Linked DNA regions of Homo sapiens: region 1 is linked to region 2. A link is a loop called in an ENCODE intact Hi-C map of the cell type or tissue named here. Cell type or tissue: pancreas. All regions are shown on one strand. Each heading gives the region's core, and the rest is flanking DNA. Links, peaks and the distances in the headings are about the cores only. Region 1 has its middle 140 kb from the start of LINC01638. Region 2 has its middle 130 kb from the start of LINC01422.

Region 1 (15,219 bases), core at 2,780-10,779, 50 kb after region 2:
GCTTGTTTCACTGATAGAGTAATTGGAACCCAGAGAGGGAGGTGACCTGCCTGGGCCACACAGCAGGTGGAACAGCACCTTCAACGTCTAGAAAACCTGGAGGGACCCTGGGCTAGTACAAAAGTTGAGCAGCAGCTCCCCCACGTCCCTGCTCGAGGGCTTCTCTGTCAACCCCAGCCCCATGGGAAATCTGTAGGCTCAATTCACTTCTTGCATGGCTACACTCCAGCCACAAAGGAACCCAAACATGTTAAATTCTCCTTCCTCATTTGTTCTCTGACCCATTTCACGTCTGAGTGCCACTCAGCAAACCCACCTGCTGTCTTCAGCCCCGGCCGAGGGAGAGGCAGGAAGAATTAAAGCTGGCCCTCCAGCTTAGGTTCAATGTGTCATGCTTAGGTTCAAACGTGACTTCTCTGGACTGTAATGCCAGAAAGGGCATCAATGAAAAGAATCATTGCCAAGCTTTGCAGGGTTTTGTCAGTGGCAAATCCCTTCCACATGGGAGGAGGATCAGGGCAGAATGAAGGGTGCCGGCTCTGCTCTCTGACTGGCCCCCTGGTCCAAATGCTGGTTGCTTCTCTGGGGATCTTATGGTGACCCAATGCAAACAAATAATATTTCCAGTCTTATGTTTTATCATCTGGAGAATAGGGTAATAGTACCTTCCTCCTAAGTTTCCTATAAACGTTTTTGAAGTGTGTCTTGAGTATGATAAAAATACTTAATAAACGTGAACTGAGGAGGGGAGGGAGAAGAAGGTGGAGGAGGAAAGGAAGAAGAAAAAAAGACAGAAGGAAAAGGAAGAGGAAAAGGAGGAAGAAGAAGAGTTGGAAGAGGAGAAGGAGATGATAATGATGTTGGTGATGATGGAGCTATTCTGCTTATTACTTCAGTGAATACTTATGACCCATGGTAGACGGAGTAACTAGGATGTACAGATGATACATGACTTGTCTGTGTTCATCCAGAAAGCTGAGAGCAAAGCATAGACCAGAACTCATCTTTCCTCACTGAACATTCAATAAAGTCTGTGAAGATGATTGCATTAGGAGACTTGGGAGAGATCCTGTTTCTCTTGGAGTTGTCTAAAGCCCTGAGGATGGGTTTCCTCCTGGCCACCCACTTCCCCCAGCATCTTTGTGAGAAGATGAATAGTGCAATGCATAGAGAACGGAATCCCAGCTCTGCACCAGCCGGTAGCTCTGGGTCTTTGAACAAGCCACTCCCTCTCCCAAAGCCTCAGTTTCCCATCTCATCATTGGGAAAGGGGTCAGACTAGGGGTCAGAAATCAGTGCTGAGGCTCCAGAAGCACTGATTTCTGGGACTCTCTCACATCCTGCTGTGATTCACACTTCACAATCAGTCCCAGGAGGTTCCGTGATTCTCTGGGGCCATTTAACAGCTTCCGAATTCTATGTATGGGGGATTCGACTGATGTCTGGGGAGTTCTCTGGTGGAAAAGTGTCTTTCAATAGATGTAGACTCAGGAGGTAGTTTCTCTGGAGACAGCAGAGCATGGGAGGATGAAGATAGGAGAAAATCTCCAAGGCTTCCTGGGTCCCAAAGGCTGCAGGAGGAAAAGCCATAGAAGTGCATGTTTCTTGTGAGCCTGCTTTTTAACCAACATAGTGTCAGGAGCATTTATGTGGGTTGTCTCAGAGAATCCTCCAATCCACCAAACCATGCAAGTGTCATGGCTCTCAGGTAGCAGGTGAATGAACTAAGGCTGGATGGACTCACCTTGGACTCCATGTCTAGGAGGTGATGACATCAGGTGTTTTGACTTAGAGTCCAGTGCTCACTGCTGGACCATGTCTGCTTCTCATGGGTGGGAGCCCAGCTTTGGACTGGGTTCTCTGGGCAGGGCTGTAGAAGAATGGTGGGGGCTGACCCTGTCCCATGGAGCTGACAGTGAAGTCCACAAGAAGAGACAGATAGGCACAGGCAGTGACAGCAGAATCAAGAATCAAGCAGATGTGATGTTAGAGGCAAAGGTCGAGGCAAGAAGCCATGAACAGACAAAAAGCCCTGGACTAGCCTTCGGTGTCCTGTGTTCAAGTCCTGGCTCTAACACTAACTATATATTTTTAACTTTTATTTTAAGTTCAGGTTTGGTATATAGGTAAACTTGTGGCATCTCTTGTACATGATTATTCCATGACTCAGGTAATAAGCCTAGTATCCATTAGTTATTTTTCCTGATCCTCTCCCTCCTCCAAACCTCCACCCTTTGGTAGGCCCCAGCGTGTGTGGTTCCCCTATGTGTCCATGTGTTTTCATCATTTAGCTCCCATTTATAAGTGAGAATATGTGATGGTTGGTTTTCTATTCCTGTGTTAGTTTGCTAAGGATAATGGCCTCCAGCTCCATCCACGTTCCAGCAAAGGACATGATCTTGTTCTTTTTCACAGCTGTATAGTATTCCATGATGTGTATGTACCACATTTTCTTTATCCAGTCTACCATTGATGGGCATTTAGGTTGATTCCATGCCTTTGCTATTATGAATAGTGCAGTGAACATATGCATGCGTGTGTCTTTATGATAGAATGATTTATATTTCTTTGGGTATCTACCCAGTAATAAGATTGCTTGGTTGAATGGTATTTATGTTTTTGTTCTTTGAGGAATTACCACACTGCTTTCCACAATGGTTGAACTAATTTACACTCCCACCAACAGTGTATAAGCGTTCCTTTTTCTCCACATCCTCACCAGCATCTTATTTTTTTGACTTTTTAGTAATAGCCACTCTGGCTGGTGTGAGATGGTGTCTCATTGTGGTTTTGATTTGTATTTCTTTAATCATCAGTGATGTTGAGCTTTTTTTTCACATGCTTCTTGGCTGCATGTACGTCTTCTTTTGAAAAGAACAAAAGAATGTATCTGTATATGTCTTTCACCAAGTTTTTTAATGGGTTTCCTTTCTTGTAAATGTGTTTATGTTCCTTATAGATGCTGGATATTAGACCTTTGTCAGATGCATAGTTTGCAAACATTTTCTCCCCTTTTGTAGGTTGTCTGCTCACCATGGACAGAAGTCTGCTTCCTCCTTGACCAACACTACCTTCCTGAAGCTCCTCTCTTTCAGCTCCCATGGCCTCCCCTGGGCTTTTTCTTTAGGGAGGAGCACAGAACGGGTAAGAGCTGAGGTTTTCTTTAGTAACAGGATGGGTAAGAACCCACGAGGAGAAACAGAGTTTCTTGCCCTTCTCCTCACCTCCCCTGCCATCCTGTGGGCACTTGGTGCCTGCTTGTCAGGGAGAAAAGAAGGAAATGCACTTATTACCTAAAAATGCCAAGAATGAAGACAGGAAGGTTTGTTTTTGACATTTGTAATGTAGAATCTTTATTCACATGGTGGTTAGAAGCATAGAGCCTGGAGTTAGACTCTGTGGGCTTGCAGTGCCAGCTCCACTGGACCCCAGCTGTGTGACCTTGGGCAAGTGAGTTCACTTCTCTGAGCCTCAGCTTCTTCATCTGTAAAATGGGGACAATCACTTCCCCTCTGTGAGTATCAGCTTTCCCATCTGCATTGGGAATTCATAAGTATGCTGATAATCACTGTCTACTTACCAATTTCTCTCTTGGGTGACTTCCTAAAAGCAATCACAATAATAGCTAATGTATATAGTAATGTGCTCACTGCATGCCAGACACGGTTCTGGGCATGTCACATGTATTAATTAACTCATTTGATTGTTCTACAAACCTGTGAGTTGTGTGCTATTACTACAGCAACTACTAGACAAATGGGGAAATGGGGGCTCTGAGTGGTTTAGTCTGTTGGTTGAGTCCACCTATCATTATTATTATTATTATTATTATTATTATTATTATTATTATTTTGAGAGACAGGGTCTTGCTCTGCCTGCCAGGCTAGGAGTGCAATGGTGCAATCATAGCTCACTGCAGCCTCAAAATCTTGGGTTGAAGCAATCTTCCCACCTCAGCTTTCAAGTAGCTGGGATTACAGGTGTTCTCCACCAGGCCTGGCCTCTTTTTAATTTTTTGTAGAGATGGGGACCTTGCTACGTTGCTTATGCTGGTCTCAAGCTCCTGTGTTCAAGAGATCCTCCAGCCTCAGCCTCTCAAAATGCTGGGATTACAAAAGTGAGCCACCATGCCCAGCCAAATGCACTTACCCTTAAAGTGGCAGAGCTGAGATTGGAACTCAGGTTCCATGACTCCCTAGGCCTCCTGACACCTGAGACATGGTCTGAGAGGCAGGCTGCCGTGGGTACCCACATGTACCACAGGTACTCACCTGGGCTTGCCAGCCTGACTCAGAGTCCGTTCCCCTCCATGCACAGTGCTGCCTCCCCCTCCCTGGCGGAGCAATCTTGCTGAGCCCTCCACAGGGCTCTGGCCAAGGTCTGGACTGATTATTGACAAATTAAAAATATAAGCTATTGACCAGATGCCGGGATGGAGTCCCAGAGCTGCAGACCTGAATCTCAATGAGGCAGCTGAGCGTGAAGATCGATTCTGCAGGTGGAGGAGGAGGCGGACAAATTGCCCCATGCATAATGCAGAATCTGATGTTCTGGTTAATAACTGCCTGGTGGGGAACAGACAGGGGGTGGCCTGCCTGAGTCAGCTCTCTCACCATCCAGGAAGGCTCCCACCTTTTACACTCCAGATCCAGCCCTCAACAGTCCCATTGGAGAAGGAATCGCTAACTCCATTTTATGGACAAGCACATTTAGAGACCCACAGGTATTGTCCAAGGCTGAAAGCCACTAAGTGTGAGGGCTGGGATTTGAACCCAGGTCCTCCTAACTACAAAGCCTGGTGCTTAGAGGCTCAAGCAAACTATGGTTTCAATCCCAGCTCCATCTCTTCTATCTCCATGTTTTCTGTGTGACTTTGGGAAAATCACCATACCTCTCTGAACCTCAGCTTCCTTCCTCTCTTTAAAAAGGTGGATAATAAAATCTACTTTAAAAGACTGTTGTAGGGATGAAAGAGAAGGCTAGGCGTGGTGCTTTCTGTGTTGGACATCTTCTGTGTGCCCCTCTCAATCCTCTTTCTTCTCCCCCACCCCACTGCTATTGGATTCAGGCAGCTGACTGTGGGCCATTTCAGCGGTGTCCCTTGCTCTCTGGCTTCCAGTATGGCTCAGCCAATGGGAGGTGATGTCAGGAAATTGGAGGGTGGGAGGAGTGAGGTTGGGATATTTCTTCCCTCTGTTCCCTCCCTGCCTGGCTCTGGGTCAGCTGTGGCTAGGTTGCTCTACCCAGTGTTTCTCACAGAGGCAGCCACAGCTGCCTCCAGCATCCAGTATCACTCACCTCCTCCAGCACCCTTCAGCCTAGGGCTGGAAGGGCTCCCTGCTACTCCTCCCTGCAAAGGTGCTGCATCGTCCCTATTGCTCTTTCTGTCTTCCTCCAACGCTGTCATTAATATCCTATTGTTAAACTCTCCTTGGTTATCCCACCGAATATACCATCTCTTGTCTAATGTTCCACTTTGTAAACTGTGGTACAGAGGCAAAAAGCTATACTAAAAATCATTGCCATCTGTGTTGCTCTCGTCAATTAGTGTCTCTCTCTTTCATTCATCCATCCATCTCCCTCTAACATCCCTCAGTGAGCACTCATCCCACTAAATCTAAACATACCAGTTTATACAGGGGCTGCCTCTACTGGGCGGTGACCTCCTCGAGGGCAGAGCATGAGGTTATGCAACACTGCTTCTCCATGTACAACACCTTCACGGGGCCATGGACCAAAGAAGGGCTCAGGGAGTGTTTGGTAAATAAATAAATGAGTCGTAGATGACTTTTTGAGGCCACACAGTGAAATTCTGACATGGAACTAGAATTCAGGTCTCCCAGCTCTCAGAACAAGGATCTGAAAATGTCTGCTGGACGAATAAGTGAACAAAATACGGATAGATGAATGGCACCCCCAGAGACAACAGATGAAAAGTACTTCTTCCTTATCCCTGCCTCACTGGTGCTCAACTGGGGGTGATTTTTGCTCTCCCTACCCCGTGAGGAGACATTTTGGCAACTTCTTGAGATATTTTTGGTTGTTTGATATTTGGTGGGGGGTATGCTACTGGCATCTGGTGGCCCTACCGTCCAGGGGTGCTATGAAACATCCTACAGCCCCCAGAGCAGAGAATTATTTGCCCCAGAGTGTCCAGTCACCGAGATTGCAGAGGCTGGGAAATGCTGCCTTACCAATACACACCTTCTGAGGCACCTGCCAACACAAATGGCCCCAAACTGAGGGAGGCTTTTCTAATTTTACTGAATTGACTGGAAACTTTCTCTTATTATAAAAATGTGTTTATAATAAAAAATGTAAAAAAATACACAAAAATAGAAGGAAGAAAATGAAACATGGTCACCAATTCCCCAACCTACTGTTAATTTTATGGTGAATATCCTTCTACTAATATTTCCGAATTGATGTAGCCCCATCCAGACACATGCTCACACACATATCAAAGTCATTTTAAAAATACAGTTTCCTGTGTATTTTCACCGTATTATATCTTAATCACTAGTCTTTCACAAGTTTTCTAAATGGCCATACAGAATTCCATCTTATGTACCATCCGTAACAACCTATGAATATGTAAGACGATTCCAACCTCTGTGTCTACGATCTTCTCTGAAGATGAGTTCCTGGACATCGGATCACTGGGTCAGAAACCACAAATTTCTAAGGTACACGACGGGCAGCCAGATACCTTCCAGAAAAATGACTCTTCCTCCTGCCATGGTCAAGGGATCTATCTTGACTTCCTCTTGCCAACATGAAATAAACGCATTAAAAATGTGTTCCAAACCCACCATTTCCTCCTAGTGAAATTGGCTATGTGCATGTTTTTCATCTGTTCATTTAGTCATTTGCATTTCTTCTTCTGGGAGCTGTCCATTTCTGTTGACTCTTTTCCTCCAAGGGTTTTAATGTTTTCTATTAGATATGCAAGAGCTTTGTAAAAAAATATTGAGGGCACTAAGCATTTGTTTATCACAAGCGTTGCAAATATTTTTCATCAGTTCACCAGTTGGATTTTCATTTCATTTATGATGGCTTTAGTCATACCAATTTTTTTCCAGTTTAATTTCAGGTACACAAATCTATCCAATTTTCCCCTTCTTTGTGATTCATTTCTTTGTTTTTCTTTTTAAGAAATGCCTTCCTCTCCCTGGTACCATTAACTCCCCATTTTTGTCTGCAAATTTTTTATTAAATTTTACATTTGACTCTGAGTTTACAAAATCCATCTGGAATTTATTTGGTTGAATAAAGTGAGAATCTATGTTGATCTCCTTCCTTACTTTCCCCCACAAAGCCCAATATTCCCAGGGGAGGATTTGCAAGGTGACATCTAGTACACTCACCCCACCTGCGCCAGCCTGGGAGAAGTAGCAGGGCTGGACTCTCCAGCTATCACAGCATAGCCAGAGCTCTGCTGTGGGAGCTGCATCCCAGACCGCTCCTTGGTTATCTCAGAGGCTGGGATGGGCCCAGCACCATTGGAGCCCAGAAAATGAGGGATATGCTGGCCTCCCTTCTGCAGGGGATTCTGAGACTACCTTATAGCAGTTAGGCCCTCCAAATGCCTAGCGTTGCCTGACATGTAGGTCTGCTGCAACCTGCCTGAATCTATTTACTTTATGTTTTGCCCTTGAAGTTAATTCAAATTGGAAGCAGAAGCCACCATGGTCAGATGCCTCCTGTGTTTGCTGTAAAAACTGCCCTGACCACGTTCTTTATTATAGTGTCCTGTGTCCCCAGGGTGAGGGGTGTCGGAGCAGCCTGGTGGATAGAGGGGGACCAGGCTGGGCCTGGGTGTCAGGCAGACTCCACTGACCCCTAAAATCTCTGCTGCATGACATTAAGCAAGGCTCTCTCTCTACCTCACTAAGTGCTGCATATTTCCTATGTTAAATGGGATCTGCCCTGTTTACCCATACGAAGTTAACACATGCGGATTGCTTTCCACTGTGATCAAAACACAATGGGGCTGGACAAGGTGGCTCATACCTCTAATCCCAGCTCTTTGGGAGACCAAGGCGGGCAGAATGCTTGAGCCCAGGAGTTTGAGACCAGCTTGGGCAACTTGGTAAGACCCCCATCTCTATAAAAGATAGAAAACCTGGTCAGGTGTGGTGGTGCTCACCTGTGGTCCCAGTTTCTCGGGGAGCTGAGGCAGAGAGATTGCTTGAGCCCAAAAGTTCGAGGCTGCAGTAAGCTATGATTGCACCACTGCACTCTAGCCTGGGCAACAGAGCAAGATCCTGTCTCAAAGAGAAAGAAAACACATAAAAGAAAAAAACAAAACAAGAAAAGAAAATGCCAACACCACAATGGGTATCTGCTCAAGAAATAGAACTACAAAAATTATGCAACTATTTTCCACTTTCAAAGCAAGAACATTCCTGTCTCACCCAGGAGTTTGGTTTGCTTCTGTTTATGAGCTGGGGAGAATTACATAACTATCCAGGCTCTATTTTCTGTGTTGGCTTCCAGGAAAGTGTTACCTAAGGAGGCAGTGGGTGAAGAGGTTAAGAGTATGGGCTCTGAATGTAGAGTCCCTGGGCTTACCTCTGCTAGCAGTGCTCCCTGGCTGAGGCATCTTTTCCGGCCTAGCCTCTTCAAGCCTCAGTTTTTCTCATCTGAAAGTTAGAAACTAGACACTCTCCTTCTGAAAGTTTCAAGGATTAAACAAGATAGTCCATTTGAAAAATGCTTATCCCGTTGGCTGCCAGATAGAAAGCCCCCCTATTCCATTTCACAGAGCTTCAAAATTTCCATTCATTTATTCATTCATTTATTATTTTTCACCTCTGTATTTCCCAACACCTGGTACATAGTAGGGGCTCAACTGAATAATTCTTAAATAAATGAATTTGTAGAGCATTATCGTGAGTCAAGTTCTAGGCTAGTCACCACAGATACTCCGAGCTCAGGATCTAGCAGGAAAGACAGACACAAAACAACAAAATAAAACAAAGCAAAACAAAACATTTTAGGGTTGTTACTGTCACAAAAGAGACATGCCTAACATTTGAAAGGATTGTAAGGGCGGTATTGGTCCCATCTGAGCTAGCAGGAGCAGGTGATGCCTCAGATGGATTCTGAATCCAGGTAGGAGTTTGCTGGGTGGAGACACATGTTCTCAGCACATACATGAGCTCCCATAGTTCTGAGCCTTATCAACCTTGAGTAGTGTCTTCCCATTTTATAGCCAGGAAGCCTGAAGTCCAGGGAGGTTACAAGACTCTTCCTTGGTCACACAGATAAAAATGATGAAGACTAAGCTCAGTTGTTGAGCTTTTAGAGCCAATGTCTTATTCTAGAGCTACCTTAGACCTTATGTAGATGCCAAGGTTAGGGTGGGAGGGTTTTAAATGACAAATGTAGGAAACGTTCCTCAGACCCTGCAGTCATTTTCCCCAGATTATCCTGTCTTCCTTCTCTCTGTTATCACAGTCTGTGATTGGACCATTTACACAAATGCCTTTAAATCCTTTGAGAATCTAGCCTCCAAGTACTGTTCATTCTCCCTCCTAGAGAGCCCTTGGATCTGTACATCTCTCTGTCAGTCATCTCAAGCCAAGTTGCTACTGAGGCCCCCTCATTGGGTCTCCCAGCTTCTACTCCTTCCCATCTATGATCAACATCACAGCCAGAAACATTATTTCAAATCACATATATGATCACATTAGGTCCCTAACACCCTCCATGGCTCCCACTGTCCCTGGGATGAAGTCAAAACTCCTTGGCATGGTCCACAAGGTCCTGCATGACCTGACTCTTGCTGACCTCTCCAGCTTCATCTCTGGAAATCTTCCCCTTCTTACCCCCACTTCCTTGAGCTGCATCATTCTTTCCATTTCCAAAAGATGTACTGCTGATTCTTGCCTCTGGGCCTTAGCATGTGTGATTCCCTCTGCATCCTCCCCTTCCTCATGATCACCTAACTAACTTCAGCTCTTCCTCCGTGGAGCTTCAGTTTAGGACTCACCAGAAGCCTTCTGGGGCTGCCATCAGGATGGTGCGTACTACATGGTAAGATAATTGTCTGCCTGCCCTAGCCCTGCATTTCTCAAAGTGTGCACCATGGAACATCTATATCAGCAGCACCAGGGAGCCCATTAAAATGCAGATTCCCAAACCCCACGCCAGGCCTCCTGCCTCAGCATCTCTTGAAAATGGATTCTTTACATTTTTAAAACAATTTTTTACCATGGACATTCTCAAACATACACAAAAGTAGAAAGGATAGTATAAAGCAACGTGTAGTCTAGTAGCAGCAACAGCAGAACCCTCTGGCATTGTTAGACCTGCAGCATCTGCCCCCAATCCCAGACCTGTTGGATGTGAGTATCTGGAGTAGCTTCCAGAAATCTGCATTTGACAAGCCCTGCAGGAGGTTCTGCTGCCCACTCAAGTTTGAGCTGCATGAACAACTCCCACAGCTCTCTACTCCTAGCCCGTCTTGTTCTAGCTACACCACTTCTCCCTCAATTTACTGCCTCTTGTCTTAATTTGGAGCCAATCTAGACACTGTGTCATTTCATCCTTGGATATTGCTGTATGCATCTCTAAGAGATATGGACTATTTAAAAAATACATTTTAAATTCTAACCACTATGTCATTATCCCCTTGGGTCATTCTAACATGTGTCAAGTCTGAGATGCTGCTGTGGATATTCTGTGTGTTCTGGGAGGGCAGGGGCCAGGGCAGTCCTCATCACCGTAAGCACTCGCCAATATCCTGCTGAATGTCAGCAGTTTGAATGGGAACGCGGACTGCACAAGGAGATCGGGGACGGGAAGAGTTAAACTCTTCACAGGAGGAAGGAGCCAGACTTCACTGGCAAAAGGAATTTTTTTTTCTTTCTTTCTGCCTTTGCAGCCCCAAGCCTGGAGCTTGGTACTCTAGGGAAGGCACCAATCAGATTGTTGCCTGCATGTTGGAAAATATTTATGTCACCTACCAAGCTGGGAGCATACTCAGCAGGCTTCCCGGGGCCTCCTGATAGACAAGGTCGCATCCCAGCAGCTGTGAGAAAGGAGGCGTGCCGGCCTGGCAGCTGTGCTGGGCGCCGGGAGGCTGCCAGCGAACGTGGCATCACACAGGAGAGGGAGATGCACTTCTGTGACCCCCCGCTCTCAGGCAGTGGGTGATGGGGCATCCCCGCTGCGTGAGACAGCTCCTGGGAGCACAGACCAGCTGGGGGCAGGGGGTGGGGGCCTGAGAAAGGACAAGCTAAGGGCACGGACAAGAGGATGGGGTAAGGATGAGCCAGGCATTTACAAGGTGCTGGCACCATGCTAGGTGCTCTGCAAGTGTTATCTCTCAGTAAATCTTTGTCACATTCCTTGCCATGGTTAGGATCATGCCCATTTTACAGATGAGGAAACTGAGGTTTTGAGAAAGTCCGTGAAAAATGGAGCTGGGACTCGATTTCTAATTTGTCTTTCTTAGATCCTGCATACATCACAGATGTTTACCATTTGGCCATAACTCTGACACGAAAAAAAACAACACCAACAACAATCTATCTATCTACTTATCTATCTACTTACTATCTGTCCATTCATCCACCCATCTATCCATTCAATCTGTCTATCTACCCCATTTGTCCATCTATTTATTTTCCATCCATCCAAATCTGTCTCCCTCCCTATCTACCCATCTCGTCATCCATTCTAATCTATCCATCTATCTATCTATGTATCTATCTATCTATCTATATATCTATCTACCTATCTATTATCTATCTATCCATCCATCTATCTATCAATTTATCAACTTAAATTCGACAGTGAAATCTCATCCTACAGCATTGGAAAGACCTCTAATTTTGATCACAAGCAACAACAGCAAGACCTCAAAATCATGTATCTGAAAATATCAAGCTGGGACACCAATGACCAGCTTCATGGTCCTACCACTATCATCAGGATGCAAACTGCCACAGGCTGCCGTTCCCAGTGGTTAACAGTGTGGGCTCTGGAGCCAGACTTCCTGGGTGCAAATTCCACTTGGGCAAGTTACTTCTTCTCCCTGTGCCTCAGTTCCTCAACTATTAAATTGAGATATTGATAGGCCTTCTAACATACGTTTTGAATATTAAATCAATGAATATTTGTAAGATGCTTAGGACAGTGCCTAGCACTGGGTACTCTTATATATAGCTGTTGTCCCAATTACTCTGGCTGTGTAAAAAAATGACTCCAAAATTCAGTGGTGTAAAGCAACCACAAGTTATTTATTATGCTCATGGAATCTGTGGGTTAGGAGTTCAGGCAGGCCACATGAAGCTGAACATGAAGTCTTTGCTTCATGTTCTCTAGGATTTCAACTGGAATTCGTGAAGTCTGGAAGCTGGAATCTCTGAAATCTAATACACTCACATATTTGACATTTGTGGTGGTTTATAAGCTAAGACTTTATCTGGGACTAGAGCCCAGAATATCCACCCACATGTGGCTTCTCCATGGATCTTGGGCTTCCTCACAACATGGCAGTTGGTTTCAAGACTGAGCATCCCAAGACAAAGAAGGCCAGGTGGAAGCTCCATCTTTACAACCTAGCCTCAGAAGTCACATAGTATCACTATTAATATAAATTTGTCAGAGCAGTCTACAAGCCCTCCCACGTTCAAGAGGAGGGGGAAAAGATTTTACTTCTTGATGGAATATGGTACGGCATTCGAATAAGGTAGGATTGGAAATATTGCTGTGACTGTTTAGGGAAATTTCATCTGCAGCAGCCATGATTGGCTATACTCAAGCTGCGAGCATTGGGAACTTGGGGAAGAGGGTCTCAGGGAACCCCTGTAGCCAGGATTACACCTCCCTGGGTTCACCCACAATTCTTCCTTCCAAGATCTGGTCACCTCCCCAATATACTCAGGTACATTCCCCACCTTCCATCCCTCAACCTCATTTTGGTTTCCAGGTGCTCCAACTGCATTCCTCTTGCCCCAAAAGTGTGCTGTTTCCTTTCCCCTCTTGAGAACATCTAGGGCCATATTTTCAGGCAGGAAGACATTTAACAAAACACAGGAAGGGCCCCTGGCTTATGTCTGCACTTTTTCCTCTAGGCATGGAAGGACCATAGGCCTGGGTCCCAAATGGAAGAATGGGAAAATGTAGGAGAATCAACTCAGAGATATTTATGCTATGAACGAGGCCCAGGCCCAACTCAGAGAGGCAAAGATTGCCTGCCCCCTGTGTCTCCTCTCTCCATGCCAAGGAAAGGCATGGGGCATAGATAGGCAGTAGAAGGGGAGCTGGAAGCCTTGACAGAGGCAGCAAAGAATTGAGAAACCCAGTCTAGCTTCAGCTGGCATCTAGGCAGTTGATGGGGCCAGATAGGATACCTTGGATGTGAGCCACAAAAACACAACTGAAACAACTTAAATATGTTACCAGACCCAGGGAGACTTCTTCGAGCTCTTAGCCCAAATGAAATTTTATAATCACCTGTGTGGCTGTTTGGTTCAACTCTTAGTCCCCACAGCCCCCACCTAACCTGTGTTTCCAGGGACCTGGCATCCTGTGTTGGGAAAGACTGTGCCTTGTACTAGGTGACAGACGTGACAGAACATGTTATTAGCTAATTAAATAATCCATTCAATAAATCAACCTCACTGAGTGCCAATTCCATGCCAGGCACTGTCCTAGGGCCCGGGGATGTGGCAGCAAATGAAACTGGCACAGCTCTTATCATCATGGAATTTGATTCTAGCAGAAGACAATGGACTACAAGATAAATAAATGTGTGCTATAATGTCAGAGTGCAGGGAGCTCTCTGAAAAAGTTAAAAGGGGGGAAAAGGATAAAGAGTGACAGGGGAGTTGCTAATTTACATCAAAAGTAATTAGAGAAGGCCTTGAGGAAGTGGTGAAATTTGAGCAGAGACCTAGCAAAAGAAGGGAGGAAGCCACGCGGGTGCAGGAGAAAGAGCATTTCTGGCAGAGGAGACAGCAGGTGCAAAGGGCCTGAGGTAAGTCTGAGCAGCAGCAAAGTCAGGGTGATTGGAGTGGAGTAAGGTGGAAGAATAATGAGGGATAGGTGGAGGGCAGCTATGTGGGGCCCCGTAGGGCACAGTAAGGATGCTGGGAATTTCAGAATAAGTTGTGTACATGATAAAATGAATGAATAAATGAATGAAACCATGGAGACACGGATGGGTGGATGGATGGATGCTTACATGCATGTTTGGAAGATTGGATGCACAAACAGATGTGTGGACGGACAGATGGATGAGCAGATGAACAAATGGTTTGGTGGAGTGCATGTGTGGATAGGTGAATGGATGGAGAGATGGATGGATAGATGGATAGATGGATGGAGGAACAGATGGATGGTTGGACCCTAGAAACACACACTAAGATAAACCTCCTTCGTTCCTTTTTTTTTTTGAGACAGAGTTTCACTGTTGTCACCCAGGCTGGAGTGCAATGGCGCGATCTCGGCTCACTGCAACCTACGCCTCCTGGGTTCAAGGGATTATCCTGCCTCAGCCTCCCGAGTAGCTGGGATTTCCTTCGTTCTTTTTCAGGACTGCCTTTCCATTTTCTGACCCATATTACAGTCCCACCCCAGCAAGAGAAACACCCCAGGAAGAGCAAGGCATGGCCCAGCTGATGCCCAGCTGCTCTCAGGAGCACAGGCTGAGCCTTAAATAATGCCTCCTCCTCAGGAAGAGCCGTTCTGGTGGCGCGGGCACCAAGAGGCGTTTGGGGCAGGCAGCCGTCACTAACAGATTCATTAAGCTCACTCCAGAGCAACGATAAAAAATCAATTTAGTTCACCAGGCAGCTTGAACAGGAGCCAGGAGCAGGGGAGCCCTCCCATCCGTGAGCTGGGGGCGTGCAAAGAGGTGCCGTGGAATCGGCGGGGGCCAGAGCATGGCAGTGCTCCATTGTCGAGGAACTCCCCCACCACCGCAGGGTTGCAAGAGCTCTGATGGGAAGGCCTGCCAGGGGAGGCGACGGGCGCAGGGTGGATGCCTCTGTAGCACCCCAGGCAGCTCTGCAGACACACCCGCCTCACTGGCACGCAGGCCATGATCTCTCTCCCCCACTGCCTTGACTCGTTAATTTATATTTTAACAATCCGCAAGAGCTGACTCTGCACGAGGCTGAAGGCGTAAGAGATGGAGGCGTGGGAGATCGCGGCATGGTCTCTGCTCATGCAGTGCTCCAGTCTGGCTGGGGAGAAGATCTG
Region 2 (15,219 bases), core at 2,506-10,505:
CATTGCCAGTTTTGCAGAAGAGGGGGGCTCTTAATCTGATCCAGGGCCGGGTGGGGACCACAGGGCTCTAGGAAATCTTAAGCAATCAGCGGTTTAAAGCAGAGGATGAAATGCAAAAGACTGTCTCTGAAATCAACAGAGGACTCAAGAAAGCTTCCTGATGCATCTACCCGGTAAAAACTTTCCTAGTGTGAGGTTCTTGATATAGGCCCCATCTATTCCCATGCTTTGCTGCCACCATCCAGGAGCCCCGTCCTCAAGGACTCTGTTTTTCCAACATGCCACATAACATTGCATCCCTTGTCACTGGACACACTGTTGCTGTAAGTTGAAATGCCTCCTTATCCAGTAAGACAGTGCTTCTTAAAATCCCTGTGGAGGAGCAGAGACTAAAATCCATTTTACCAACCAGATGGGAAATTGTACACCCTTTCCCAAGGAAAACAATGCACATTCTCACCGTCTTGTTTACAACGTCAATGGTTTCCCTGGCCTCAATAGTCCCATCTCTGAACTCTGATTTAGGAGTTTCTACTTCAAGAACTTGCTGCTAAGGTCATTGCCTTCATAGAAGCTTCTATCCAGGTTTGCCCTAAAACACCATCAGCCCCTCTCCTGAGATTGGTCTCCCTGGGACTTGGGATTTTGCTCCATCATGTTTATGTGTCATCTGTTCATGTGTCTTTCTCCTCCACTAGCAGAGGAGGGTTTGTGCCTGTCTCTGCATCCCTGAAGCCCAGCACAGGAACTGGCCCAGGGGAGGCCCTCAGGAAACATCAAATGCATTTGTAGACATGTCTCTTTTGGCCTTCATGGTCAGAGTTTTGCAGTAACTGCAAAGGCAGAAAGGGAGCCTTTTAGAGATTCCCTTCTTGAAGCTGGACCTTGTCTCTTTGCAAGGATGAAGGCATCCTCCAGTGGAAGGGTGGGTTTGTGTAGGGAAACCAAGGCCTCCACAAAGCCTAACACACTCAGTCCCGAGAAGCAGGAAGCCTCCCAACACCATGAGCATACTTTATGCTAAAATTGGCAGAGGCAGCTGCCAGTACAATGGAGGAAGTAAACTGTAAGAAGTAAGGAGTGGGTTCCCATTCCAGCTCTGTCACTGTCTCCTGTGTGACCTTGGGCAGGTCTCTTTCCCTCTATGGGCCTCAGTTTCCTCATCTGTATATTGGGGTGGAGTGAGAAAGGATTTGGGATCTTCAAGGTTCCCCCCAACTCTGAGAGTCTATGAGCTCTGAAGATGCTCTTCAGGAAGGCTGTGATTTATATCACAGACGTGCAGGAGAGAAACAGTTGCAGAGGAGTCAATTTTTCTCTTGTAAACGGGATCTTTTTTAGAGGCCTCCAGGGAGAAAGAAAGGGACAAACATTTCTAGAAGGCCTACGATGAGGCAGAAGACACCGTGTAAACCTGGTCTTGTTTAGCTCCTTACGCTAAAGTTTATTTACCTTGCAAATGTATTATATGACTAAAATTTAAAAATAAAACAATAATAGGTTGATGTTTTGTCTCAAAAAAAGGAACCACATGATCCTGAGGAAAATGTGGAAAATAAAAAAAAATAGGAAGTAAAGGGACAAATAATCCATTCATTCAACAGGAATTTATTGAATACGCACTATGTGTCAATTATGATATAAAGAAACTGGGTCTTTACATAGCTTTATATATATATGTGTAAGTGTACGTATATGTATATACATATGTGTGTATGTATACATACACACGTATATATATACATATATACACACGTATATATATACATATATACACACGTATATATATACATATATACACACGTATATATATACATATATACACACGTATATATATACATATATACACACGTATATATATACATATATACACACGTATATATATACATATATACACACGTATATATATACATATATACACACGTATATATATACATATATACACATGTATATATATACATATACACACACATATATATGATTATAAGCATAGGGTCTACAATATTTAAATTCTGCAATTTAATTTACATTTCAATTCTATTCATTTTGGTGTTGTAATATAGCTAGTTCTTAATAAGCCTACCAGTTACAAGTCAGCTTTCTTTTTTCTGATTATAAAAATAACACACATCTTTACTGAAAAATATGTGGACATTACAAGCACATAAAAAGAAAGGAATAAAGATTACTCATAATCTACCACCCATACTTTTTTCTACTTATACATTTAGACTCTCAAAGTACGTGGATATCACCTCCTTCCTTCCCCCAGGGGACCCCCTATTGCCCATTCATCAGCCCCCACCAAAGTTACACACACAATAATGTTGCATGCTACCCCAAATCAGCAATTCTGTCTATTTAAATACTGCTTTCTATTCAGCACCTTGAACAGTGCCTGGTGCACAGTAGATGTTCCATACCTCACAAATGCTCTCTATAACGGAAGCAATGACTGACAAGGGGGTCATAGAGAACACAAGGTTTTATAATACGCTTTTAACAGAAATACCACCATGCCACAAGTAGTTTCAATACTTGATCTTAGCCAAAAGGCTGCAAAGCAATTGTAAGTACTTTCTGGTATTGTGAAATATTCTGCTGTAATATAATGGATGCTGTCTTCCTTATATCCTGTCACATATAGACTAATCATAATTACTTTCCCAAGTCTCATCTTGTGGCCTTCGAAATGATGGGTTCAGAAAGATCCTGGTAGCTGTTCTCTGCACAATTTCATGATCATTTTCTTGGGATAAGTTTCCAGATGTGCAATTGGTGGGTCAAAAAGCAGGCACATGCAATGGAACATTACTCAGTTGTGAAAAGGGGTGAAGAACTGATGCATGTTACAACATGGATGTACCTGGAAGACACCACGCTAAGTGAAAGAAGCCAGACATAAAAGATCACATGATCCATCATTTGTATGATATATCCAGAATAGGTGAATCCACAAAGACAGAAAGTGGATTAGTGGTTGCCAGTGGCTGTGGGGAGGGGTAATGGGAGTGACTGCTTAAGGGGTATAGGATTTTCTTTTAGGGTGATGAGAATGCTTTGGAACTAGGTAGAGGTGATGGTAGTATGGTATCATAAATGTACAGAATGCTGTTGAAATTATTCACCTTAAAATGGTTAATTTTATGTTATGTGAATTTCACCTTAATTAAAAAAATAAACAGGCGTGACATCAAGGCCAACTTTCTGTTCCCATTTGTGTATCCATCATTAATGCTATTGAGTGCCTGTTTCCTCAAAAAATCAGATTCTATGAACCTGGCCAGTGTTGTAAGCAAAATATATTGATTATTAGTGATATCAGTGTACTTTTCTCATGGGCTAGTGGATATTAATATTCCACTGACATGCTCATATTTGCCAATCATACTGGAGTGCTGGTCTTACCGATTTCCAAGAATGCATTTCTCCATTGATGATAACCCTTGCCATGTACATCTCAATCTTCATCACCTATTTATTTTTGCCATCTAATTTTAACATAATCTTAACTTTTTAATTGTAACTGACCTACAACCAGTGACTACAACACCATCCTGTTGACTGCCTGCTAGACATTGAGCTCCTACACCCATTTTCCTCCTCCTCATAGAGTCCAAGTCCACCATCTGTGTCCTGGAGCCAGCCCTGCCTCCAGTCTCAGAGAGCAGGCCCTGACTGACCAATCCAATTACAGCCACTTTATTTATCTTCTCAAGATTGGTTAAGACCTGGACATATGGCACGATCACAGGCCATGAGATATAAAGAAATTTTGCTGGGTGCCCCTGGGAAACTTTGTTTGGCTTTTACAAAGAGGCATTCATGAGGCAATGTCCCCATTCTTTCTCTAAATGTGGCTGGATCTGGGTGTGATGCTGGGATCTCTGCAGCCATTTTGTGTCCATGAGGAAAGTGAGCCCAGGCAATAAAGCTAACATGTAGAAAAGGACAACTGCAGGCACCTTCTCAGTGCACTCTCACTCTGGGCTTCTCATAAGGTAAGATAGTGGATGTCCTGACCCCTTCAGGCAGCTGAGTTAAGATGCCTGTTGCTTGCAGCTGAGAATGTCCTAAACCACCAACCCCATCCAGGGCAGTTGTTTCACTTTTTTTGTTTTTTAAATTTACAAACCAACTGCTTCAATAAGCACCTTCTTAAATAAAACTTTTTCCATAGTTTGATACACATCTTCAGATTGATTCCCAGAAGTGGAATTAAAAGATGACATGATATTAATTTTTTTTTTTTTTGAGAAAGAGTCTCGCTCTGTCGCCCAGGCTGGAGTGCCGTGGCGCAATCTTGGCTCACTGCAAGCTCCACCTCCCAGGTTCACGCCATTCTCCTGCCTCAGCCTCCCGAGTAGCTGAGACTATAGGTGCCTGCCGCCACACCCGGCTATTTTTTTTGTATTTTTAGTAGAGATGGGGTTTCACTGTGTTAGCCAGGATGGTCTCGATCTCCTGACCTTGTGATCTGCCTGCCTTGGCCTCCCAAAGTGCTGGGATTACAGGCATGAGCCACCACACTTGAAGTCACTTGATTCATATTTTTATTTGCTTTCCAGTTGAAGGCTCTACAGAATTAGTCTCTAAAGCTAGAAAATAAGGGGGTTGCGGGCTAGACCCCAGGTCTTCTGATATCACATCCAAAGCTAGATATGGAAAGTGAGCTGATCTTTACTTCCTTTAAATCTGAAATCATGGGTAATGGGTTCAGTTTGCCTGAATAAAGCATCCCCTGGATAGCCAAACCATGCTGCTATATGCATTTCTGTGCTTTATACTTTATTATGCAGTGTTTCAGAATGTATCTCTAAGTGTGATTGGATCTGGGGGTGATGGTGGGGCTTCTGCAGCCATTTTGTGTCCATGAGTAGAGTCAGCCCCTGAAATAACTGTCCCTGAATAGGGTTGGTGGTTCAGGATGCTCTCAGCAGCAGGTAAAATGCACCTGAACTCAGCTGCCTGAAGGATTCAGGGCAGCTTTTTTTGTTGTCGCTGTTGTTGTTTTTTAGATGAAATCTCACTCTGTCACCCAGGCTGCAGTGCAATGACGTGATCTTGGCTCACTGCAACCTTCGCCTTCTGGGTTCAAGTGATTCTCCTGTCTCAGCCTCCCGAGTAGCTGGGATTGCAGGTGTGCACCACCACGCCTGGCTAATAGTTTGTATTTTTAGTAGAGATGGAGTTTCACCACGTCAGCCGGGCTGGTCTTGAACTCCTTACCTCAAGCGACCCACCCGCCTTGGCCTCCCAAAGTGCTGGCATTATAGGCGTGAGCCACTGCGCCCGGCCAGGACAGCTATTATGTTACCTCGTGGGAAGCCCATGTAGGATTGGGACCGACATTAATGGTTGTAATTTGAGGTGGGGTGGGTCATGAGCCCCCATGATGACCTGATGAAATGTGTGAACCATCCCCCAGAAGGTGGCATGCTCACCTGTGTTGGTCTTCTAGGGCTACCATGACAGGGTGCTGTAGACCAGGGGGCTGAGAAAAAGGGAAATTTATTTGTTTACAGGCTTGGAGGCCAGAAGTTAGAGATCAAGGTATGGGCAGGGTGGGCTCCTTCTGAAGGCTGTAAGACAGCATATGTTCCAAGCCTCTCTCTTATCTGCCTGTGGTCCCACGGGTCCTTGGCTTGTAGATGGCTGTTTTCTCCCTGTATCTTTCCATCGTCTTTGTTCTATGTATGTCTGTGTCCAAATTCCCCCTTTTGATAAGGATATACCCCATGACCTTATCTTAGTTTGTTCATTGGCAAAGATCCTATTTCCAAATAAGGTCCCATTCCCAAGTTTGGGAGGTTAGGATTTCAACATCATTTTGGGGACACAATTCAACAGATAACACCATCCAAATGCATAAGCTTGCACCTAGAATGTCAGGGGTCATGAACATATTACGGTTTATCTAGAAACCTCGAGGCAGGATTTTATTTTATTCTGAACTATTCATTAGTAATAAGAATTCATGGGTAATAAGAAAGAAGTGATAGAGAAACCAAGGCCTGAAGAGGGAAGCACATGTTCTCACAGCACCCATGAGAACATGCAAGGACTGGAACCAGGACTCCTGGGCTTTCATGGAGCATCTCATCAGGATTCCAGCCTTTGCTGAGTCCAGTTCTCCGGCACTCACAGAAGCTGAGCCTTTGAATTAGACAAGCTGAAAAAGGACTGGCGAGCCAACTTCAAGGGAGACAGAGAGAAGCTGGCAGGAGCTGTGGGTCCCTGCCGGGGGACAATCCTTCCCTGCCAGGTGAAGGAGGCTAGAGCGCTGGGAGTCAGGGGCAGGAAGGTGTCAGGTCCTGGGGAGGCCAGAGCTTGTGCAAATCAATGCAGATCCTAGGAGGCGTGGGAGAGGAAGCTCGCTCTCACAGCAAACTCCTCAGGTCACAGCGGGGTGGATTCTGGCTTCAGTTCCCATTGACCATGACCCCTGGCCATTTCAGGGAGCAGCCAGGAGGGGGCGAGGAACCCTCCTCTCTGCTGCCTGTGCCAGCTGCCCGTCTATAGGAAGCCAACATGTCAGCCCTCCTGCCCACCGACGCCAGCCCAGAGGTGCCAAGACACCAAGTGCAGCGGAGCCAGCTGGCAGCGTAACGGAGAGCCAACGGCCCGGCCGGCCGGCCCATCTGCTCCTCACTGCCAGCTGCGTGCCTGTGGGAGGCGGGCCGGCAGCCCATCCGAGTGGCCGAGGTGCCAGCCACCGGGTGCTCTGGGCCAGCTGGCAGGCTGACAGGACTGGCCAGCATACCCATCTGCCCGCCGGCGCCAGATGAACGTGCAGGGAAACTGTGCCCGGGGACCTCAGGGTGCCAGCCTGCCTCGGGTTCCAAGGCATCGGAGACCCTGGTTCTCCTCTTCCCTCTGTCTCAACCCTTGTGAGCCCTGAGATGTTACTAACAAAGACCCAAACGAAGGCATGGGGAATCACAGAGGGGGGACAGGAAGTAACCCTTCTTGCAGGACTCCAGATCGGTGAATTTACAGGCTGTCAGGAGCACAGCCCATCGGTGATTAAGAGCATGGACTCTGGGGCCAGACTGCCTGGGTCCAGATTGCAGCTCTGACACTAATTAGCTGCATGACTTAGGGCAGGACTCTTAATTGTTTGTAGCCTCAGTTTTCTCACATGTAAACTGGGAAAGTAGCATCGACTTTATTGGGCTAAATGAGGAAGAAATAGAATGTGGTAAACACCCAATACCTGATGCTTATTATTATCACTCACATTATTAGAATCAGATTCAAGGAGTGTTTTAAACTCAAGTGTGCCTCAGATATCATCTGGTCCAATTTCATCATTTTAAAGTGGAGGAATAAAGGCCCAGAGAGGAGAAGGGCCATACTCAAAGTCACAATCACGTAAGAGTCATTTGGGGTACAGAGGCTAAATTCCAGGTCTCCTGTCACTCTCCCTAGTCTGTTGCCATGAAATGCTCCCCTGAAATAGAAGAGGATGGATGGAAAAGTAGGCAGGGGCCTTCCTGTCCTGCCCAATGCACCTAAATGCCTCAGGTGCACAGCTGCCACACTCCCTGGTTAGCCCTCAGAATGCACTGCCTGATATATGAGTGTGGGTGTTTCTTTCTGAGTGTTGACATCTATACTTGTGTATCTACTGTGTGAGCATAAATGTTTGGTACTGCCAAATGGATCCAAATCTCAAGTGCCGAGACCATGTTTTATTCAGGAACATCAACCCCCACCCCCACAAAGTCACCCCTCTCGAATGCTCAGATGTCATATCCAGAAAGCCTCTGACATCCCTGAGCCCCTATGCTTAGCACAATACCTGGAATATAGACATAGCCCTGGTTCAGCTGGTGCAGCTCCTTTAATTTGATGAATCAGAACTTTTACTGTCCACCCAACAACCAATAAGAGCAAGGATCCTAATGTTTTAAATCCTTTATGCTAATCTGCAGCCCTTGGATCTCACTTAGAGCCTAGCTATTCTTGGTTTGCGCACAGTACTAACGAAGGTGGTTAGCTGACCTTCCTGTCTACAAATTGAATTCAACAAATAAAAAGGGAGAAGGAAAAGCTGCAGGTAATAAAGGCCGATAAAGGTGGCTGGTGGTGTCTTCATGGGCATCAGAAATAGGTAGGATTATTTGAAAGTAGCCTCACTAATGGCAAAAACTGAGCGGTCTAGGGCCATTTTGTGAAGGGGCAAAGGGGGAGACCACTTCTCATTGTACAGAGCCTTTCATTTCTCACTGGAAAATAAATGATGCTCATAATGATAGCTCTGAGATTTAGTTCAAGGGCCACTGCCCAAACTATCAAAGAGCATCGTGCATTTTACAGAGATTTTCATCCCAAACATAATTTTTAAGATGATAATTAGAGGCGATCTTCCATCAACCAGAAACCTTGGCTTTCTCAAATGACTAAGTCAGGGAAGGTTATATGCTACGGGATCCACTGCTCTTTGTGTGGATGGAGATGACAATTAGAGAATTTAAGGGAAGCAAAGGGAAAGTGGAAGGTGGAGAGGGGGATCAATCAGGATTGCTTTGCATCCTGGACATGAATGTCAACTCCCCTTAGCTACATATGTATAGAATGGGCAGTTTTCAAAACTATTTTGCACCCATTATTCATCATCTCATTTATTGGGATTCTTGTCGACCAAAGAGGAAACACATGCACATATGTGTATGCACACACACACACAGAGATGTGTACACATACATGAGGATACACATCCATACACACGTACATGCAGACACTGACACACAGAGTAAGTCCCATCCTAAAATACCCAAGAAGCAATCGATGAAAAAAAATCACTTTGCAGAAAAGTACATATATATGCACGATGCACACCCTCAAGCATGCATATACAAATACACACACATGCGTGCATAGAGATACACACAGGCTCACACACATCTACACACAATTACATGCAAAGATGCACACGTGCACATGTGCATGCACATAAACACACAGACATGCACACATGCTGCCATCCTTTATTATTGCCTCAGAACAGCGAGCCTGAAAGATTTTTTTCACGGTCTTGGATTGGTGAAACTCCACATAACTTTGGGATCGTGACTTTTTTTTTTTTTAACAGAGTTTCGCTCTTATTGCCCAGGCTGGAGTGCAATGGCACGATCTCAGCTCACTGCAACCTCTGCCTCCCGGGTTCAAGCAATTCTTCTGCCTCAGCCTCCTGAGTAGCTGGGATTGCAGGCGCCTGCCACCATGCCTGGCTAATTTGTTGTATTTTTAGCAGAGACGGGGTTTCACCTTGTTGGCCAGACTGGTCTCGAACTCCTGACCTCTGGTGATCCTCCCACCTTGGCCTCCCAAAGTGTTAGGATTACAGGCGTAAGCCACTGCTCCTGGCCTGGGATCATGACTGTTAGGAGGGGATGATGATATTGTAACTGCCACCATTCTGAGAGGGGGCCTCATATGTTCAAGATCTTGTGCCTGGCATTTGACACTCCATTTACCACCCTTTATATCTTTTTCTTTTCCCCCTCTTCCTTCTTTTTTTCTTTCTCTACCTTTTTCTTTTTCTCTCTTTCACGAGCAGTTCCATGAGCACTTTCTTACTGTAAAACATCAACATTATACACAAAACAAACCTTCCTCCTGTATATTTCCTGCCTTCATAACCACTCAATTTCTGAGCAATAATGGCTGTGATCAATTTCAAGTGGAACCTGCATCCCCCAATTTGACATGCAGTTCTATAGTACATACAGAAAAGCCCTGAATATCCGCAAACAGGATGAAGGTTAAGCACGCTCTGAAATACCATACAATAGCTGAAAATAACCAAAGCAAATTTTTGGAATAATATTAGTCAGCATCTACCAGCCGTAAATAGGAGTTGGCACTCTCCCTGCATTCCGTCATTTAATCCTTTCAGATACACCTGCACATGATTAATATTCCCATTTAACAGATGTGAACACCGAGGAAAGGTGGGATTAGGACGTTAGGACATTTGTCATGCTCATACACTATAATTGAAATGATATACAGATGATTAGCATGGTCCCTGTGCAAGGATGACATGCAAATTTGTGAAGCATGTTAGGACATTTGTCCAGCCAGCATGTTGCAGACCTGAGATTTAAACCACGTGATCTGTCTCTAAAGCCTGCATTCTTCTTCTTCTTCTTCTTTTTTTTTTTTTTTTTTTTTTTTGAGACGGAGTCTCGCTGTGTCATCCAGGCTGGAGTGCAGTGGCGTGATCTCAGCTCACTGCAACCTCTGCCTCCTGAGTTCAAACAATTCTCCTGCCTCAGCCTCCTGAGTAGCTGGGATTACAGGCACCCACCACCATGCCCAGCTAATTTTTGTGTTGTTAGTAGAGACAGGGTTTCACTACGTTGGCCAGGATGGTCTCGTACTCCTGACCTCTTGGTCGCCCACTTTGGCCTCCCAAAGTGCTGGGATTACAGGCATGAGCCACCGCACCTGGCCTTAAAGCGTGCATTCTTAAGACGCATACTAAGATAACCAAGAAACAATAAGTGAAAAAAAAATCCATTTGCAAAAGAGGGCGCACGATATGATCCCGTTTATATAAAAACTGAATACATATATGTGGGTGCATACATGAATGTATGGCTTTCTATAACTCTTGCAACATCCCAGTACACTTTTAACAAATGACTGGTGCAGCAGAGGTGAACGGACTTTCTGTGGCTGTGGAGCTGGGTTCAAGTTCACCTCTGTCCAACAACACAGCTTGTGCTGTATTCACAATACTTTTCTTCCTATGATAACAGAGTGAACTTTGCGTGGGGGTGGGTGAATTGGGAGAGGATTGTTTTTAAAGAGTTTGCCACCAAAAGCATCTTTTGGGGAGAACACCTGTCCCTCACTGTTTCATGCTTCTAGAAGGGAATGGGTAGCTCTATGAAGTCAGAGAAGAAAGAACTCTAGGCTGTATAAAGTATAAGCCATCACAGAGGGAGGACCCCTCCAGCACTGACGATTGAAAGACGCCTCCAATGCCTCCATTATAGGGCGACATAGTTGACTGGTCTCTTGGTTTGGCAGTGCAAAGTCTCTTAAAAAATCTTAGCAAGTTTCAAATGCACTATGGGGCTGAGAAAAGTGCTTCAGCTGGGGCGCAGGAGACCTGGGTTGCAATCCTATCTCTGCTTCTTGCTTACTGTCTGTCCTTTCCCTACTGTGTTTTCCAACTCTGCTCACTGGGGCAGGGGTTTGGACTTGGGGAGTGGACTTGGGGAGCCAGTGGAGAGAACAACAGGTTTAGCCTTCAAAACTCAGCCTCATGTCTTACAAAATTCACGATGTGAAGCAACACACTTGATATCTTGGAGCGTCACTTTCCTCATCCATGAAGTAGAAATGATTATTTGATGCATATCTGTCTCATGGGTAGTTACTATTTACGAGTTCTTGGTGGTGTTCTAGGCAGAGGCAATTGCAAGTGCAAAGGCCCTGTAGCATCATGCTTGATGCTGTATGACTGCCATCTCAGACAGGAAGGCACCAACTGTGGGCCACCTTGCATTGATCACTCCACCTCTACTCATGATGATCAAGAGGACCAGAGTGGTCAAGTAACTGGCTCAAGGTTGCAGAGCTCTCCGATGACAAAGCAAGGACTGGAACCAGACAGGACTAAAGTGAGACAATTGTTGGACACAAAACTTAAGGGGCACCAAAAAGTTCAGTAGTCAAGATAAATAACACTAATAAAACATTACTTAAAAAAGAAAGTTAATGCAAATGAATTCCTGATGAGCAGAAGATCAACATTTTAAACCATTACAGGATGAGTATTACTGATTTCTCCATTTGCTTCAGCCTCCAAAATGTTTCTTCATAAAGCTTTTTTTAGAATTTTTAGACTTTGTTCAATGTGGATTTTTCCATTAAATTTGATTTTTAAAAATACCACATTAAAATATTTATTTTGGCTATTGAGGTTTCTGGTGCCCCTTAAGTTTCATGCCACTCATCTTACCCTGGTCTGGGCCCTACAGGTCTGCCAACCAGGTTGCTTTGTTCCTTCCCTGCATCTCCTCTCTCGTTCATTCATTCACTTACTTATTTGGTCAGTCAGCAAGTATTTTGGGAAGTCAATGATTTCAGGAACTGGGAAAATGTCAGTGTATTAGTCTGTTTTCACACTGCTAATAAAGACATACCCGAGACTGGGTAATTTTTAAAGGAAAGAGATTTAATTGACTCACAGTTCCACATGTCTGGGGAGACCTCACAATCATGGTGGAAGGCAAAGGAGGAGCAAAGTCACATCTTACATGGCAGCAGGCAAGAGAGCTTGCGCAGGGGAACTCCCGTTTATAAAACCATCAGATCTCGTGAGACTTAGTCACTACCACGAGAACAGTAAGGGGGAAACCACCCCCATAATTCAATTATCTCCACCTGGCCCTGCCCTTGACATGTGGAGATTATTACAATTCAAGGTGAGATTTGGGTGGAGACACAGCCAAACCATATCAGTCAGTAAACAAGATAGTCATTGTATCTGCTCTCCTGAAACTCATAGTCTAGTTGGGGAGACAGATATGATTCAAATAATCACATAAACCAATGTAAAAGTAGAAATGTGGAAATAGAACAAAGGGGCAGTTATGGGGGCATTGACCAAGAGAGGCAGTCAGGGAAGGCTTCCCTGAGGAGGTGGTGTTCAGGTGAGATGGAATTAACCAGCTGGGGGTGGATTGAAGATACGTGGCTAAGAATGATCTAGGCAGAGGAAACAGCAGGTGCAAGGGTCCTGTGGCAGGATCAAGATCGTGGAGACTTCTAGAAACACAAAAGAAGCCAGTGCAGCTGGCATGCTCAGTGCCAGGAAGAGCAGGGGGCAAGACAGGGATGGAGAAGTGGGCCTGCAGACACAGTGGGGAAGGATTTGATCTCTGGTCCAAGGACAATAGGGAGCCTTGGGAGGGTTTCGAGCTGAGAAGTGACATGATCAGGTTTGCTCTTTGGAGCGATGCCCCTGGCTGCTGGGTAGAAGGTAGGCTGGCATTGTGGATAGATCCCAGACTCCCTAGGTTTCTAGTCCAGCTTCCCCCTTGCTTGTGGTGTGACTGTGGGCAAGTTACAGAGCAGTTGCTTTCTCTGTGAAGCACTTGCTTCTGAAAAGCACTTGCTTTTTAGTTCACTCATCTGTAAAATGGGTTACCAGCCTCTTAAAGTTGTTGAGAAGATTAAATGAGATATGCGTTGGTCTCCTAGAATAACGCTGGCATAGGGTTAGCATTCTATAAATGTTGCCGTGATTATTATTACAGATGATAGATTTGGGGACAAAATAGAAGACAGTGAGAGATCAGCTCCTGCCCTCAGCCCCAGGGGTGGCTCAGTCCATCTTCTCTGCCTGAAGTTCGTGGCTCCCCTCATTAGAAAGTGGCTGTTCTTTCTTCTGTGTGCTCTCTGGAGGAGAGGGCATGGTGGAGGCTGCAGGAATGCTGTGAAGGTCTTAAAAGAAATTATAGCCTGCATAAAAATATTCACTCCAGTGGAGGGCCTTAAACCATTCCCTTGGGCATTGAACAGTGACTGAGAGTATATTACTGTGCACTTAAGGCGACTGCAGCCACCCAAGGTCAGAGAGAACGGAAGGGAAGCACTTAAGCATGGAAGTACCCCTAAGTAGGAGCATCCTTCCCAGAGCTGTTCCTCTCCTCCATCTGCCAATGTCTCATCAGTCCCTTCCTTATCACCAATCCCAAGAAAAAGAGCAGTCACTGAGATTCCTTAGGGAGGTAAGGGAAGGAGAGAGGAAAGAGGATGAGCCCGGGCTGGGAACAAGAGAGTGTCCCAATTTTAGGGTTCGGTGGCTCATGCCTATAATCCCAGCACTTTGGGGGCCTGAGACGGGTGGATCGCAAGAGGCCGAGAATTTGAGACCTGCCTGGCCAGCATGGCGAAACCACATCTCTGCTAAAAATACAGGAATTAATGGGGCATGGTGGTACATGTTTGTAATCCCAGCTGCTAGAGAGGCTGAGGCAGGAGAATTGCTTGAACTCAGGAGGTGGAGGTTGCAGTGTGCTGACATTGCACCACTGAACTCCAGCTTGGGTGACAGAGTGAGACTCCATCTCAAAAACAAACAAACAAACAAATAAACAAAGAGTATCCCAGTCTTAGCCATGATCTAGGAAGAGTTACTTAAAACCTCGGATCTCAGAAGCATCAACTGTAAAATGGGACCTGCCACCTGCTTAGGACCAGGCCACCTGCTTTGTTCTAATTTCAGCTAAGGCTGAATGAAGAATCCCAGCCTGGAATGCCACATAGAAAGGGCTCAAAAATGATCCTTTGTCCTTCTTGTTGCTTTTTTTCTTTATTCCCAAGACATTCTTTTTTCTCTCCTAAACTCTAGGTGACTTTACTTCTTGGCAAGTTTCATAACCTCAGCAAGCCTCAGTTTGCTCATCTTAAAAGTGGATATAGTAACTGTAAGGACTTACTGGTGGATTGTGAGGATTAATGAATCATTTCGAGCTGTTGCATGCTGAGAGCAGGGAGACTGCATCTCACCTGTCTTGATAGGTTTTGTCTCTTCACAGTATGAAGGCAGCAGCAGGTAGATGCCATCTTCACCTACTTACTCCCGTGCAGTATTTTCTGCTCACGGTCTCAGCAGTGTGGAATCATAGGTAGTCCTGGATCTTAGCAGGTCCGTGAATCAGTCCTCTGAAGTCATGCACACAAACTCATCATGTCCTTAGAGAGAGGCCAGAAACAGGTCCCTGGCATCCCAAAGAACAAAGGAGCATGGTATCACAGGGAAAGGTGCTCTGGGCCAGGACTCAGAATCCAGATGTGGGCTCTCACTGGCCCGGGGTCAGACTCTTTAGCTAGTTGTTCTGGCCTCATTTTTGTCACTGAGAAACAATGGGTTAAGTAAGGGGGAAGAACGGAGCGTGCTTCATAGGGTTATTGTGAGAGGTAAGCAGGACAATGCATCTGAAATGCTTAGCACATAGTAGGAACACCAAATCTATTAGCTTGTTTTCCTCTTTCCTTGGGGTAGAGCTACATTTTGTGCAATATGCATCACACTTCCATTTGCTCTCTGACCAGTATAAAAATTAAAATATATATATATATGTATATATTCACACACAGATATATATATTCATCAAGAGAGACTAAATAAAGAAGAAAACTATGCTCACTGGCTAGTAGAAAGATCCGTCACTACCAAGGAATATGTTT

The links. Hi-C counts contacts between places; a loop is a spot of excess contacts. Peaks named below come from ENCODE experiments on the same cell type or tissue, not always from the same donor. Only the 100,000 strongest peaks of a DNase experiment are listed, where the experiment ranks them.
Region 1: it touches region 2 in a loop (7-fold over the local background); 2 of 110 quality-filtered maps call a loop at or near these places.

The regions. Positions count from the first base shown.
Region 1 is chr22:27,075,865-27,091,083 of GRCh38, forward strand. No RefSeq gene overlaps it. Among named protein-coding and RNA genes, the nearest start is that of LINC01638, 140 kb to the right of the region's middle. In pancreas, for the core only: no CTCF peak of the experiment used is centred there; no DNase peak of the experiment used is centred there; H3K27me3 peaks cover 407 bases.
Region 2 is chr22:27,025,911-27,041,129 of GRCh38, forward strand. It overlaps the pseudogene RNU6-1066P. Among named protein-coding and RNA genes, the nearest start is that of LINC01422, 130 kb to the left of the region's middle. RefSeq lists a silencer at 6,276-6,570. In pancreas, for the core only: no CTCF peak of the experiment used is centred there; a DNase peak (open chromatin) is centred at 6,671.